3 separate regions of the Homo sapiens genome follow, and regions 1 and 3 are each linked to region 2. A link is a contact called in ENCODE Hi-C or POLR2A ChIA-PET data. All regions are on one chromosome and are shown on one strand. The core of a region is the stretch at or near the end of the contact, and the rest is flanking DNA. Distances in the headings are between cores, read along the strand shown. Region 1 overlaps LINC01599 (long intergenic non-protein coding RNA 1599). Region 2 holds the start of MAP4K5 (mitogen-activated protein kinase kinase kinase kinase 5). Region 3 overlaps LINC01599 (long intergenic non-protein coding RNA 1599).

What was found. A loop is a pair of places that touch in the nucleus more often than their neighbours do. ChIA-PET counts read pairs that join two places held with the same protein, here RNA polymerase II (POLR2A). Pooled maps may share reads with other maps.
Region 1: a loop to region 2 is called in a pooled map, with 8 times the contacts of the local background. The contact joins the enhancer-like site here to the promoter of MAP4K5 in region 2. A Hi-C loop is called at or near these places in 4 of 37 single-sample maps with no recorded cell type and 14 of 50 pooled maps. POLR2A ChIA-PET finds 5 or more read pairs at or near these places in 1 of 52 experiments (IMR-90).
Region 3: a loop to region 2 is called in a map of A673, with 5 times the contacts of the local background. The contact joins the enhancer-like site here to the promoter of MAP4K5 in region 2. A Hi-C loop is called at or near these places in 2 of 168 maps with a recorded cell type or tissue (A673 and B cell), 5 of 37 single-sample maps with no recorded cell type and 7 of 50 pooled maps.

Annotation. Positions count from the first base shown.
Region 1 is chr14:50,036,919-50,040,895 of GRCh38, reverse strand. It overlaps LINC01599 (long intergenic non-protein coding RNA 1599), which reads left to right. Exons shown (of 9, transcript NR_131171.1): 5 at 1,427-1,504; 6 at 1,639-1,881. Among named protein-coding and RNA genes, the nearest start is that of LINC01588, 31 kb to the right of the region's middle. RefSeq lists an enhancer at 2,242-2,291 and silencers at 2,151-2,445, 2,882-2,971. Within about 2 kb of position 1,980, at least 16 of the 41 ENCODE cell types and tissues checked have a DNase peak (open chromatin) inside an H3K27ac peak, as active enhancers do.
Region 2 is chr14:50,531,319-50,535,809 of GRCh38, reverse strand. It overlaps MAP4K5 (mitogen-activated protein kinase kinase kinase kinase 5), which reads left to right and starts at 3,241. Exons shown (of 33, transcript NM_006575.6): 1 at 3,241-3,362; 2 at 3,652-3,868. The coding sequence starts at 3,761. It also overlaps a transcript of ATL1 not described here. RefSeq lists a silencer at 2,918-3,547.
Region 3 is chr14:50,062,645-50,066,557 of GRCh38, reverse strand. All of the region lies in intron 2 of LINC01599 (long intergenic non-protein coding RNA 1599), which reads left to right. Among named protein-coding and RNA genes, the nearest start is that of LINC01599, 40 kb to the left of the region's middle. RefSeq lists enhancers at 1,234-1,593, 1,964-2,013, 3,569-3,778. Within about 2 kb of position 1,442, at least 8 of the 41 ENCODE cell types and tissues checked have a DNase peak (open chromatin) inside an H3K27ac peak, as active enhancers do; they include B cell, where a contact is called at or near this core.

The DNA of each region.
Region 1 (3,977 bases), core at 731-3,230, 490 kb after region 2:
CTTGTCCGGTGCCTCCTGGGAACTGAAAGCCTGGCATCAGCAGAGGAACGCAAATTGGGCAAATCACGGATCTCCCAGGCGTGCGTTGCTTGGGGGCCATGGTACACAGCACTGCTAAAAGTCTAGGACAATCTATGTGTTTTAGGAGCAAACCAGTGCCTTGCACTTCTAAGCTGTATCCTTTGCTCCCTCCCTGAGAGGCAGCCGTGTGCTCTGGGCTTCCTAGGTAAGTGACTCACACCAACTATAAGCCTGGCTTATGACCTAGAAAAGGAAACAGGAAGTGGCTTAGAGACATAAAGAGCACAGCCCAGAAGGGGCTGCTGTGGAATTCTCCTCAGATGAGACGGAGTCCAGTGGGCAGAGGGGCAACTTAGCATCCTCTCTTTCCCCATGTTACCACGATGCTCTTGGCAGGGACCATTTGATGGGGATTCGGATGTCTTCCTGGGGTGGTGAGCAGGGGTGAGGGAGGGGGAACTGCTGCTGGGTCAGTAGCTCCTCTCCAGAGTGAGCCCATCTGTGGAATGCCATGCCCCTTCTCTATCCCATCTTTGCAAGTGGGCTTGGGTTCTTGGGATGAGTTCTTCAGGCCTTATAAATGCAAACTGTGCAGAGGTGCCTCCAACAAGAAAAACCAGTCTCTGGCAGGGCCCCTAAGGGCAGGATTCTGGAGAGGCCGCCCTGTCCTCAGTTTGGCCCTGGGACATTCTGGCCGAAAGTAGGATGGCTGCGGCAGAGGGAGGAGAGGGGCCTCCCTGTTGATGGAGGCCACCATGTAGGGCTTCACTATGCTTCCCTTTCTGGCTCTCCCAGGGAGGAAGGGTGGCTGGCAGCTGGCGGCAGGGCTTGTGAAGGCTTAGCCCTGGGCCTGGTCCTGCTTCTCTTAGAGGTGGCTGGTTGTGCAATGGCATCCTGGCTGCTCCTCTTGGAGCCCTGTGACCACAGTTCCAGGCTCCACCCCCATTTCTCACCGCCGGTGGTGAGAAATGGAATTTTTTTGTTTTGTGTTTTTATGCTGTTCCCGTAACACCCAGCACCAGTCCCCAAGGATGAGTGCTGAAGATCCATAGCCATGGCAGGGCAGGGCCTAGGTACTGAAGGAAGATCCCACTCAGAGTTCAGTTCCACCCACTGCAAAACGCCCTCCGAGGACCCTCACTAGACCAGTTCCTCCAAGTGCGGTCCGCAGGCTGCCATCAGCGGGATCACGGGGTGAGGAAGGGGCTGTTTAAAACACGGGTTCTTGGCCCCATCTGCAGACCCCCAGAATCTAACCCTCTCAGGGAGAGTCCTGGAAATCTGTGTATCTAGAAGCACTTTCTTCCCCAGGCTGGCCAGCTCAGAAATGTCTAAAAACTTTTCTCGATACCAATCCTGGTCTCATTTATTATCCTTCTCATGAAAATGATTTGCTTCCTTTCAGCCTTGTATGACCTCTGAAAATATGACCTGAAGCAGATGGATGCACTCACATAAGAAACATCACCTGTGGCCTTCATCGGTAAGCATGGATTGCTGTTTTCACTCAGGGGCTTTGAAGGAAGACACCTTTGATCATTGGGCTGCCTCTACTTTTCGCTGAGTTGTCACTATTAAATGCCCTTCCCTGGCTTTGCCTTCTCTCTTCTCCACCAGAAAATGGGCCTGCTGCTTGAAGAAGTTGGGCTCTTGGAGTTCTCTAGCACAGGGGCCATGAAAATCAATGACTTCCTTGTTTGCTGACGGAGCAGAGGTAGAATCTCTTGGTGTTTCCACGGAGAAAACACTGACCATGAAGAGCCAAGAAAGATGACATGATGAAGCCATCAGGGGAAGCACCAAACATCCTCAACTCTGCTCACCCATGGTTTTCTCCCGCCCTCCCAGAGCTCCTCCTGCGTGAGTAATGCAGTGTGTGCTGGTGCAGTGTCTCACTGAAAAAAGAAAGAAACCCTGATTTGCAGCATTGGCCAATTTCTGTAGTGTAAATACTCCCACCATAGCAGATTTCAGGTTACCAAGGGTTTCACAACTGGTTCACAAGTCTTGACTGTAATGACCAGCTCATGCAACTCCAGCATCTCATCATCTCCGCCCTGTCCCAGAAAATCCCCACATCACACCCAGGCTGAATATCACTTTCAGCTTCTCAGTCAGAAGGAGAAGTGGTTAACTATGCCAGGATGGTAATGACTAAATATCAGAATGGTGAGTGTGGAGGGTCAGGATGTCTGCCAAATTGGAGATGACTCTTCACTTCTCAATCTTGGTGTCTCATCTGGGGAAGCTGGAGGGAGACATGCACAGCTTCTCATGAACAGTCCTGGAAGCCCTTACCCCAAGGCCTCATGGGGCTCTCTCCAGGGCTTGCTCTTTGTCACTCCTTTAAAAGCCTGTCATTCATTGCCAGAGAACAGAAGACTCCATCCTAAGGCCAAGTTGAAAACGGCAGGCTTGGGAGCTGTCTAGACTCTGGGTCCTGGCTTTTGTCTTGGCTGGTGTCAAAATGGACTCTTTAAAAACTGTCCTCAGGAAGATTCCCCATCCAACTCTGAACAGCCTGGACTGATCTTTTTCTGATTTTTAGGGGTCTTGTGAACAAGAGTCAGGTGGGCGGGCAGCTCTTGTAAAGCTGAACATAACCAAATTTGTCCATAGCCTGTGACAGCAAAGATCACAAAATTCTTCCCTCCCCTTTAGGGCCTGGGAGTGACGCCGAACCAAGGGGAGGATAGTGACCTATTTTATCTCCCAAACATTGGGCAGCCAGTTGCATTTGCAGATTTAAAATCCACCCACACTACTGCAGTTTCTGTTCTCCTGCCCCCCCGAGCATACTTCTGGCTGGAGCTGGTTTTGTAAAGTGGAGTTGGCTGTGGGTGTGGGAGTCCTCCTCGGAGAGCCTGGTCTGACAGCCCCAGTCAACAGCCCTCCCATGGGCATTTGGGCTGCTCCAGTCCCGGCAGGTGCACAGCTCAGGGGAATCTGGTTTTGTCTTGGTCTCAGCCAGGGAAGTCTAGTTAAAGAAAGAAAAGGTTGGCCGGGTGCAGAGGCTCACACCTGTAATCCCAGCACTTTGGGAGGCTGAGATGGGCAGATCACGAGGTCAGGAGTTTGAGACCAGCATGGCCAACATGGTGAAACCCCGTCTCTACTAAAAATACAAAAATTAGCTGGGCGTGGTGGCAGATGCCTGTAATCCCAGCTACTTGGGAGGCTGAGGCAGGAGAATTGCTTGAAACCAGAAGGTGGAGGTTGCAGTGAGCCGAGATCGCGCCACTGCACTCCAGCCTGGGCAACAAGAACAAAACTCTGTCTCAAAAAAAAAAAAAAAAAAAAAAAGGTCTCGGTGGAAATGGCCTTGAATCTGGGGTCTCTCTCATATTCTAATCACTCAATCACTTAACAAATACTTATTGAGGGCCTACTAGGTGCCACACATTGGAAGACAGTGGAGGGTGAAGCAGAGTCTGCCCTCAGGGAGCTTACAGTTTAGATTACAGGCAAGACAGCCCTTACACACATAATTCCAGATGAGTCAATAATGACCAGGGTGCAGAGGCTTTGAAGCAGAAGCATAAGGTGCAATGGGAGCATAAAACAGGGAAGCCTAATGCAGACTGAGGGGCCTGAGGAGGGTTCCTTGAGAAAGTGAGGTTGAAGCTGAGAACCTGAGGAGTGGTTTTCACGCAGTGCAATTGAAGGTTGAAAGGGAAGATCCTCCAATGCACAAAGAATTCATGCTTCAGAAACATTCTCTTCCTGAGGATACATTTGGGAATTTAGGTAGAAATTAACTGTCTTGCCTTCATATACAGTGTAGTGGAGACCACTGTAGGTCTCCAACTTTTTGTCTTTTCTTAATAACAAGTCCCCAGTTTTTGCTAGGTACATAGCTACCCAGAGAAAAGATTATGTGGCCACCTTACTATGTTCTGGCCAATGAGATGTCAGCAGAGGTAATATGCGGGGCCTCTGAGAAGGCCCTTTCCTGC
Region 2 (4,491 bases), core at 1,992-4,491:
AACCATATCAGTAACATATCTGATGATCAATTCAAACTGGATGAAAGGGATATCGACTGCCTTCCTCACCTCTCCTTTTTAAAACTCTCATCCTAATGACCTGATACTAATCCTGAATGAGATACATGTTCTATTGCCATCCAGAACAAATTATATAAAAATTGCCCTATATTTGGAAAACATGGTTTATGCCTCAAAAGACAAGTGGCCCTAATTAGTAAAACAATAGTTTAATAATAATTATTTAAAAATCCAAATCATAATTGTGGCAATGTCTTCCAACATTTAATTGATTTCTGTTTAACAGATCTATAGAGCAGTCAACTGAATCATAGAGTTACATGTTGAAATTAGTTTATGTTGGCAGATTAATCAGGAGATTACCAGATTGCTTAAATCTGTATGTTCAATAGACTAAAGTTATTGTCCTTATGCTCTGTCCTTTCACACTTGAAGGTTTAATTAGCCATTTTGTCTTGGATAATAAATTGTGAACCTTAGCTTTATATAAGATAAAGCATTTTATGTCTCCCAATTCTTTTTTATTCAGCCTTGGCTAAAGTTAGAGCTGAAATTAGAGGCCACAGATTACAGTCAGCATTTTACTGAAGAACTTTCAAAGAAGGGAAGTACATTACAAAGCATGTGGCAAACCATTATCGTATATTATAATGATAAGGGTAAAAGCTGAAAAATATTTATGTGTCAGCATGAAGATACTAAGAATGCATGACAATTAGGTTGGAATGAAGGACCTATCAAGCCATATTTATTCTTATTCCATACCTTGTCATATGAAACTGGGTGGTTTGTAAGAAACTCTCTGGTCAGTTACCATGACATAACTAACATATTATTACATAAACTTCAACCTTGAAATTGTTTGCTTAATTGTCTAGGATGTAAAATTAAATTTACTCAGTGTACATTTAAGTAAATTGAATTTGCATTTCTTTACAAAGCAACCCACTTCACTGATCTTGTTAAAATTAACTCAACCAGTATTTTAAAAATCCTTAAGATTCTTTTGGAGTTAGTATAAAACAAATGTTTTCCTCTTTGCATGAATTGCAGTACAAGTAAAATAATGATTATAGCAGACACATAGAGTCTCGACTTTTTAACCACCACATAGAGTCTTGACTTTTTCCATGCTATCTGCCTCTAGGTTGATGGTCAAAGCATATGGATCTGCCATTACTGGCAACATAAAATATCCGCACTCCAGGGTCTTGTTGAAGCCTATGACCTCAAACATTTCACTGCCTAATTCATTTTAAATGCTGTATTTCAAGAATAACATGCTTAAAGGATTGTCAGGATATTTGTCCTCGTCTCAAACTGGGCATTCAGTTTCTACTTTATGAAGAAGGCTCATTAAATAAAATTTTTGGAAGTCTTTGCATTAGGAAAATATATGCCTCTTCTTGATCAATTGGTTACTCTTGATCTCAAAAACACTATAAAATCCTCTGGTTGGCCGATTTGTCACACTGTTCTGGTTTCGTATTTTCCTTCTCTTTAACGTCATACTAGTTTGCCCACTTATTTTTATCTTGTTTTATAGTAAGTGTTTTCTGTGTGCTGCCTGAAATTCCCTGGAGTAACGCAAGTGTAAACATGTAAGAATAAATATATTTCAGACTAGATAAAGGATCAGTGCTTATATGGCCAGAGGAAAAAAATCTCAAATGAATCTATGACAGTAAACAAGTGCTAAGATACCAATAGAACATTTGAAGAGATTTTGAGTCATCGAAGCCAAAAGTATGTGCCCACCAAAACAAGTGCCAAGAATCTTTGAAAGAAGGAACTGTTCTTCAACAATTTTTTCAATGCAGCAAACACATAGGCTTTGTCCATGGAGCATGTAAGTCTGGGCTTACTTATGTTCCCCAAATAAGTGCCCTTTGTGTGTGGAGCACAAGAAAATACATATATGCCCTGTCCTGTTAAGGTGCGAATTTAATTTCTACATTATACAATTATCAACAATAAGGAGTATTGTCAATTACTCCTTATTATACATTATACAATTATCAACAATAAGGAGTATTTTAATTCTCAAGAGCAGAATTAAAAATTGGATGTTCAAAGCCACAAGCCAACATCTCCAACTTGCTCTTTTATGATGTTTCAGTCACTAAATGCAGTGGCTGAGTGTTATCTGGCTTTTCTGTTCAAATTCTCTATGAGGCTCTAGAAATAACTTAGCCAGTATAATGTAACACTGGCAACTTAATTTCTACCTTCAGAGCAAGACTGGAACTGAAACTGCAAAACAGCTTGTGAAATATCAGCCAAATTACTTCCCCGAACTCCTGTTCCATATATGCTGTGCATTGTTAAGTATTTTAAGACCTCTTATATTCGATAACCCCCCTTACTATCCTGTAAAACGCTTTATAAACACTTTCCTGGGTGTCAGATGCAAAATCTTACCCTCTTCAAGCTGCAGATAAGGACACCGAGATGTTGCCAAATATGCTGTTTTGTCCCAGAGCACATACTGAGGAAGTGGTAGAACCAGAACCAGTCTGTGACCCCTTTGTTTTACTTTTGCGGAACTCCTGGTCTCATTAAAGGTGCAATACCAGCGATGAGACACTGCGTGTGCCCAACAGGGACAAAGGTCATTGAGCAGTCCTAGGAATTCAGACTTTCAGAAATGTCTCAGAAGAACTAAGTAGAAGGCAGGTTGTGCAGGTGTGCAGTGCAGCCTCAAACTGGTACCACCGGGATCGGTTTGCAAAACAGGAAGGTGCAGTAGGGTGTGCCGGGACTTAGTTAACCTGGCACTCCCCCACCTCCTTCCCCGGCGCCCCGCTGCCAGGTTACTTCTGGCCCGGTGCCCTTAACGTACCTTTTCCGTGTTTAACTTGGAGGGCTACGTTCCCATCGCCCTTCTTCCTCTACCCGTCACCCTACAGGCCTACCTGACAAATGTGGGGACGGTTTAGCCAAGGCCCGTTGGCCCACGAATGCCCAGGCGTGTGCCTTATTTCTGAGAGTGGGAGGGAGACAGCCCAGGCCCTGCAAGGACGCGCCCGGCTAGGGGGGCGCGGTGGCGCGGTCGGGAGGGTGTTGTGTTCTCAGCAGGCCTCAGGGCGGCACTCTGGTTCTGCGGCCGGAGTGCTCGGGCGGGCCGCTGGGCGCCGACCCATGCTGGCTGGGAACGTGTCTCCCGGTGACGCAGCCCCGGGTGGGGAACGTGGTGCGGCGGCGGCGGCGGCGGCGACTGTACGCGCCTCCGCCGCCCCCGAGAGGACGCGCCGTGCAGCGGCTGAGTGGCGGCGGCGGCGACGGCAAACCCGGAGCTGCCGGCCGGCGCGCGGGAGGAGGACGCGGGTGCGGTCTAGGAAGTAGGTCCCGGGCTCCGCGCTCAACAAAGACGGGGCCGCCCCCATTAGGTACGGAGCCGGCCCTGGGCCCCGGCTGGCGGGGAGGCCTCGTCGGGCAGTTCGCGGGCGGCCGGGGAGGGGGAAGGGCCGCAGACCGAACGGGGATACGGGGCGCCGGGGGCCCTTCCAGGCCCCTTTCTCTTCCACGGCCCCTGGCGGGACGGAAGGGAAGGGGCCGGGCCGCGAGGGCGCGGGCCGCTGGGGGTCGTAGCCTGCGACGCCAACCAGCCTTTGCTCGTCCCTCGTGCAGACGGAGCTGCGGGCGGAGGCTCCATGTTGGGAAGCGGCGCCGTTCGTGCTTGTTAGCGGGAATCCGGGAGCCGCGGGGTGAGCTGGCGGGGGCCGGGCCCTAAGTGAAGATGGAGGCCCCGCTGCGGCCTGCCGCGGACATCCTGAGGCGGAACCCGCAGCAGGACTACGAACTCGTCCAGAGGGTCGGCAGCGGCACCTACGGGGACGTCTATAAGGTAAGTGAGGCTGGCCGTGCTTTTTTCCTGCGGTCGACTGGGTCCCGGGAATGGGGCCACTTTCCTGCGAAGTATTGGGGCGAGAGGAGGATGCTTTTATTGTTGCCTCTTGGGGAGAAAGCGGCCGGGGTCCCTTTTACTCGGTTCTGAGCACCCTCGACTCATGGCTTGTTCTAATCGCTACCAACAGGCAGAACTAACCACACAGTTGCAAACCGCTGTTGCACTTTTTTTGTGGTTTAAAGGCTTTTTAATAGGGCTTATTTATGGTATTGAAGGGAATTTGAATCTGCTTGTGGAATTACACCGAAGGATGCTCTAGTGTTAGCATGGAAAAATGCTTCATGGAAGATAGACAGGAAAGAATATTGACATTCAGACATTTGCATTTTTTTAAAAAAATTTGTTTCAATGGATGAGTTTGACTAAAAAAGCCATATGAAACCCTGTCTCTGAGCTTTAACTGTAAGCAAACTAATATTGGTGACATTTATGCAAGCATTATCCCATATAAAAAGATGCTTTTCCTGGTGGAAGTTTGATCGTTTGTTTTTGGTTGGCGATAAAAATGTGATATTAACTTGCTGGGTTTTGTTTTACTTTAGCGGTTCCTTTCAGGGATT
Region 3 (3,913 bases), core at 193-2,692, 470 kb after region 2:
GACACCATTTCTCACTAAGCATAGGACGGGCTCTCTCTCCGGTGCAGAAGCAGAGTGTTGTCTCTTCAGTAAAGCCCCAGGACAGGACTGGCCTGTGTCTAGGGGCCATGCTAGTATTATACAAAGGCTTGCTAGTGCTCACGTATGAGAATGAGGCAGGAACCAACATCTATTGGGAACAGCAGATTTATATCCCCTTATTGAGTGAAATGGGCAGAATTGCCTACACTATTTAAATGTTCTCTCTCTCTCTCTCTCTCTCTCTCTCTCTCTCTCTCTCTCTCTCTCAGTTCAGCCTTACTAAACATACAGCAGTGTACAGCATGGCTGGATATAATATGGCAGACACAGACAGGACTGGACAATGGTCCAGGATACCCAGGTTTCAAAGTCACAAGCCTTTCAGAGATTGCTAATGCAAAAGGACTTAGGAGGCGGTAGACTTAAAGCAGGTAGAAGTCCTTGCCTTCTCTGGGCTTCAGTTTCCTCACCTGTAAGATGCATGCTTTTGAGTAGGATGATCCCAAGGCTCCCTTCTGCACCCCCTGACATTTGGTGAGTTTGCAGCCGAGAAAGACTGGCCACCTGGGACAGCCTCAATGACCCAGTGGCCTCCTAGAAAAGCACCAGCCCCCTCCTGTCTCCTCCTGGGAATGTCATAAGACAGAGTTTGGTAAGAGTAAGAACAAAGATGAGAAATGGCTTCTCTAGAGGACGCCTGGAAATCCATTCTACTTGCCTCCTGTGTCTCTTCAGTTGAGCAGATCTTAATCTAGCACCTGCTAAAGACAGAGTGCTGAGTTCTAACCCCTGGCACTTCAGAGTGTGACTGTGTGGGGAAATGGGGTCTTTACAGAGGTAATCAAATTAAGATGTCAGTAGGGCGGGCCCTAATCCAAGAGGACGGTCATCCTTATAGGAAGAGGAAAATGGGACACAAACAGTACAGAGGGAAGACAATAAGAAGACATTTCTTATCATTTAATAAAACAATCAAACTTATATCAAGGTTGGAGTTTCACAATGTCAGGGACAGTTCTCAATGGGCTGTGTTTGTTAGGTACTGGAAAAGTAAAGAAGTTATATAAACTGTCCCTGACATTGTGGAACTCCCAGTCTTAGTATAAGTTTGAATGTTTTATTAAAATGGAGAAAACTGAGTGTTTGGTTTTGGTTGGGGGTGAAACCCATTGGGAACAACTCTATGGCATATCAGGGCTTCTTTCTGAATGAATTTCTAGATTTACATCTCTTCGTGGCTGTGGTCATCATTAGTGCTGTTTACCAGATATTTCCAGTTCCCTTTCTACTGAGTAGATAGTAGATCCATTTGTCTTTGAGCCACTAAAATTAGGTGTGGCTATGTGGCTTGCTTTGCTGATGAAATGTGAACAGAAGTCATGGGTTTCGCTTTCAGGCAAAAGCCTGAAGAACCATCACATGCTCTCCCCGTGGTTCCTTTTTGGTGCTACGGTAGTGAGTAATAATCTAGAGGGTGGAGGCTGGCTAGCCTGTGTCTCTGGATGAGGATGAAGTGGAGTAGAGACCTTGCTGATCCATGAGGGACATGGAAGATGAGCAAGAAACGAGCCTTTGTGGGTTTAAGCCATGGAGATTTACAAAACCTTTTATTATTGAAAATTTCAAATATATATGTATATATACAATACAATATATATATGCATATATATAATATCAAACCTGTTGTACCCATTACTCAGCTTCAGCAATGATCAGTGCTCAAATATCAATGATCAATGTGTAAAGCCTCTGTGATTTGGAAATTTTTTGTTGCTACAGCACAACCCAGACAGACCCCACCGAAAATGAGAGGAAAGAATGTGGTTTTACAGAAACATGAGACGAGCGACAAGGAGCTAAAGAGAGTGGACACAAAATGCTTGAGATTTGATTTGTATGCTCTATTTTTAAAAATGTGTATGCTTTTAGTAATTCAGGAGAGCTGAACATCTGCTTGAATTAGTTGAAGTAAAAGATGCTTGTCTTAGTCCATTTGGGTTGCTAGGACAGGAATCCACAGACTGGATAGACATTTATTTCCCACAGTTCTGGAGGCTGGGAGGTCTGAGATCAAGGCGCTGGCAGATTTGGTGTCTGGTGAGGGCTGGATTTCTGGTTCATAGAGAGCGCCTTCTCCCAGAGTCCTCTTGTGGCAGAAGGGGTTTCTTTCATAAGGGCTTTAATCCCCTCCATTAAAGGGCTCTTCAGGGCTCTGTCCCCAAGACCGAATCACCTCCCAAAGCCCCACCTCCAAACACCGTCACCCTGGGGCCTAGGATTTCCACCTGTGAATTTTACCTAGCATTGCTGGACACTCAGAGTGGGCCTGCTTTGTGGACTCCTGTCCCTTCATCTCCACCTAAGGCCACCTCCTCCAGCTCACCCTCCAGCACTCCTGGTAGCTGGCACTTAGCTTCTCATGAGCTCTGCGATGTGTTTTCTGTGGAGAGAGATGGAAGCCCTGTGGCCTTGTGCAGGGACCTACCTCAGCTTTCTGGGCCCGGCTTTGCACATCTGGCCTCATGAAGGACGTGTAGCTGCTGCGGACTTCAGGGGCAGCTCCAGAGAGTTAGGCCTGCTGAACGGTTAAGTCCTGTTCTTTCCACAGAGCCAGTTTGATGTAGTGCATTTTAAGTCACACGGGGACCTTGAGGCACATGTTTTGTTATCCCTTAGGTATACTTGTTGCAATGATAGTAGTGTAGCAAAATATCCCAGCAAAACCTCCACTGGTGGCTGAGCCCACTGAGGACCTGTGTTTGCTGGGTTAACTTTCTCTCTGTGTAGTTCCTAAAGGACCGGAGTGTGTTGCCCAGCTACCCATGCTTTTCTGCTAGTCTACTGGACTGCCACGGAGCTGGCACTGCTACTGTTATTCTGATTTTGTAGTGTAGGTAATTGGGCAAGTCTCCCCTCTACTCTTCTTTGTAAAAGTTAATTATTTCTCCATTGAGTTTCTCAAAAAGAAATCCAGTTGGAATTTTGATTAGCATTGCATTAAATTTATAGGTTCATTGTTCATATAACTAGGTCTTTATAAATGTCATCCAAAGTAAGTCATCTTACATGAGGTCATCCTACCCAAAATGTGGAATGTACTCTATTTATTCAGATCATTTTATGTTTCCTTATTAGAATTTAAGACATGTTTTTAGAAGTTTTGGGTATTCTTGGCTATTACCTAGATATATTTTGTAATTCTTGCTGCTATTGTAAATGGTATCTTTTTAATAATATTTTTCAGCAGTTATTGTGGGTGGACAGAGATGTTGTTGATTTTTGCAGGTAGATTTTGTGTCTGGTGAACTTGCTGAACCTTCTGAGTTCTAATTGGTTTGAATCTGTTTTTTCTTTTTCTTTTTTTGAGACAGGGTCTCTGTCACCTAGGCTGGATGCAGTGGCACGATTTTGGTTCACTGCAACCTCTGCCTCCTGGGCTCAGTTGATCCTCCCACTCAGCCTTTGGAGTAGCTGGGACCACAGACATGTGCCATGATGCCTGGCTAATTTTTTGTAGAGGTAGGGTTTTGCCATGTTGCCCAGGCTGGTCTTGAACTCCTGAGTTCAAAGCAATCTGCCCATATCAGCTTCCCACAGTGCTGGGATTACAGGCATGAGCCACTGCACTGGGCCTGAATCTGTTTTTTCTAAATTGACAGGTTACTTTGTTTTTTTACTGCTACAGTAAGAAGCACCCTCCCCCAACCCCAGTTAATCTCTGTGATAGGTGGGGGTGGGGCTTAGGGGAAGGGTGACTCACTAGACAGGAGTTGAAAATGCCTGGGTTTTTGTGACACTAACATCTGTGTCCTCCATAGATGGAGCTCACATCACGGAGCTCATGAGAAGCTGAGTGCCAGCTACCACACACACATTCAGACATTTGCTGTCG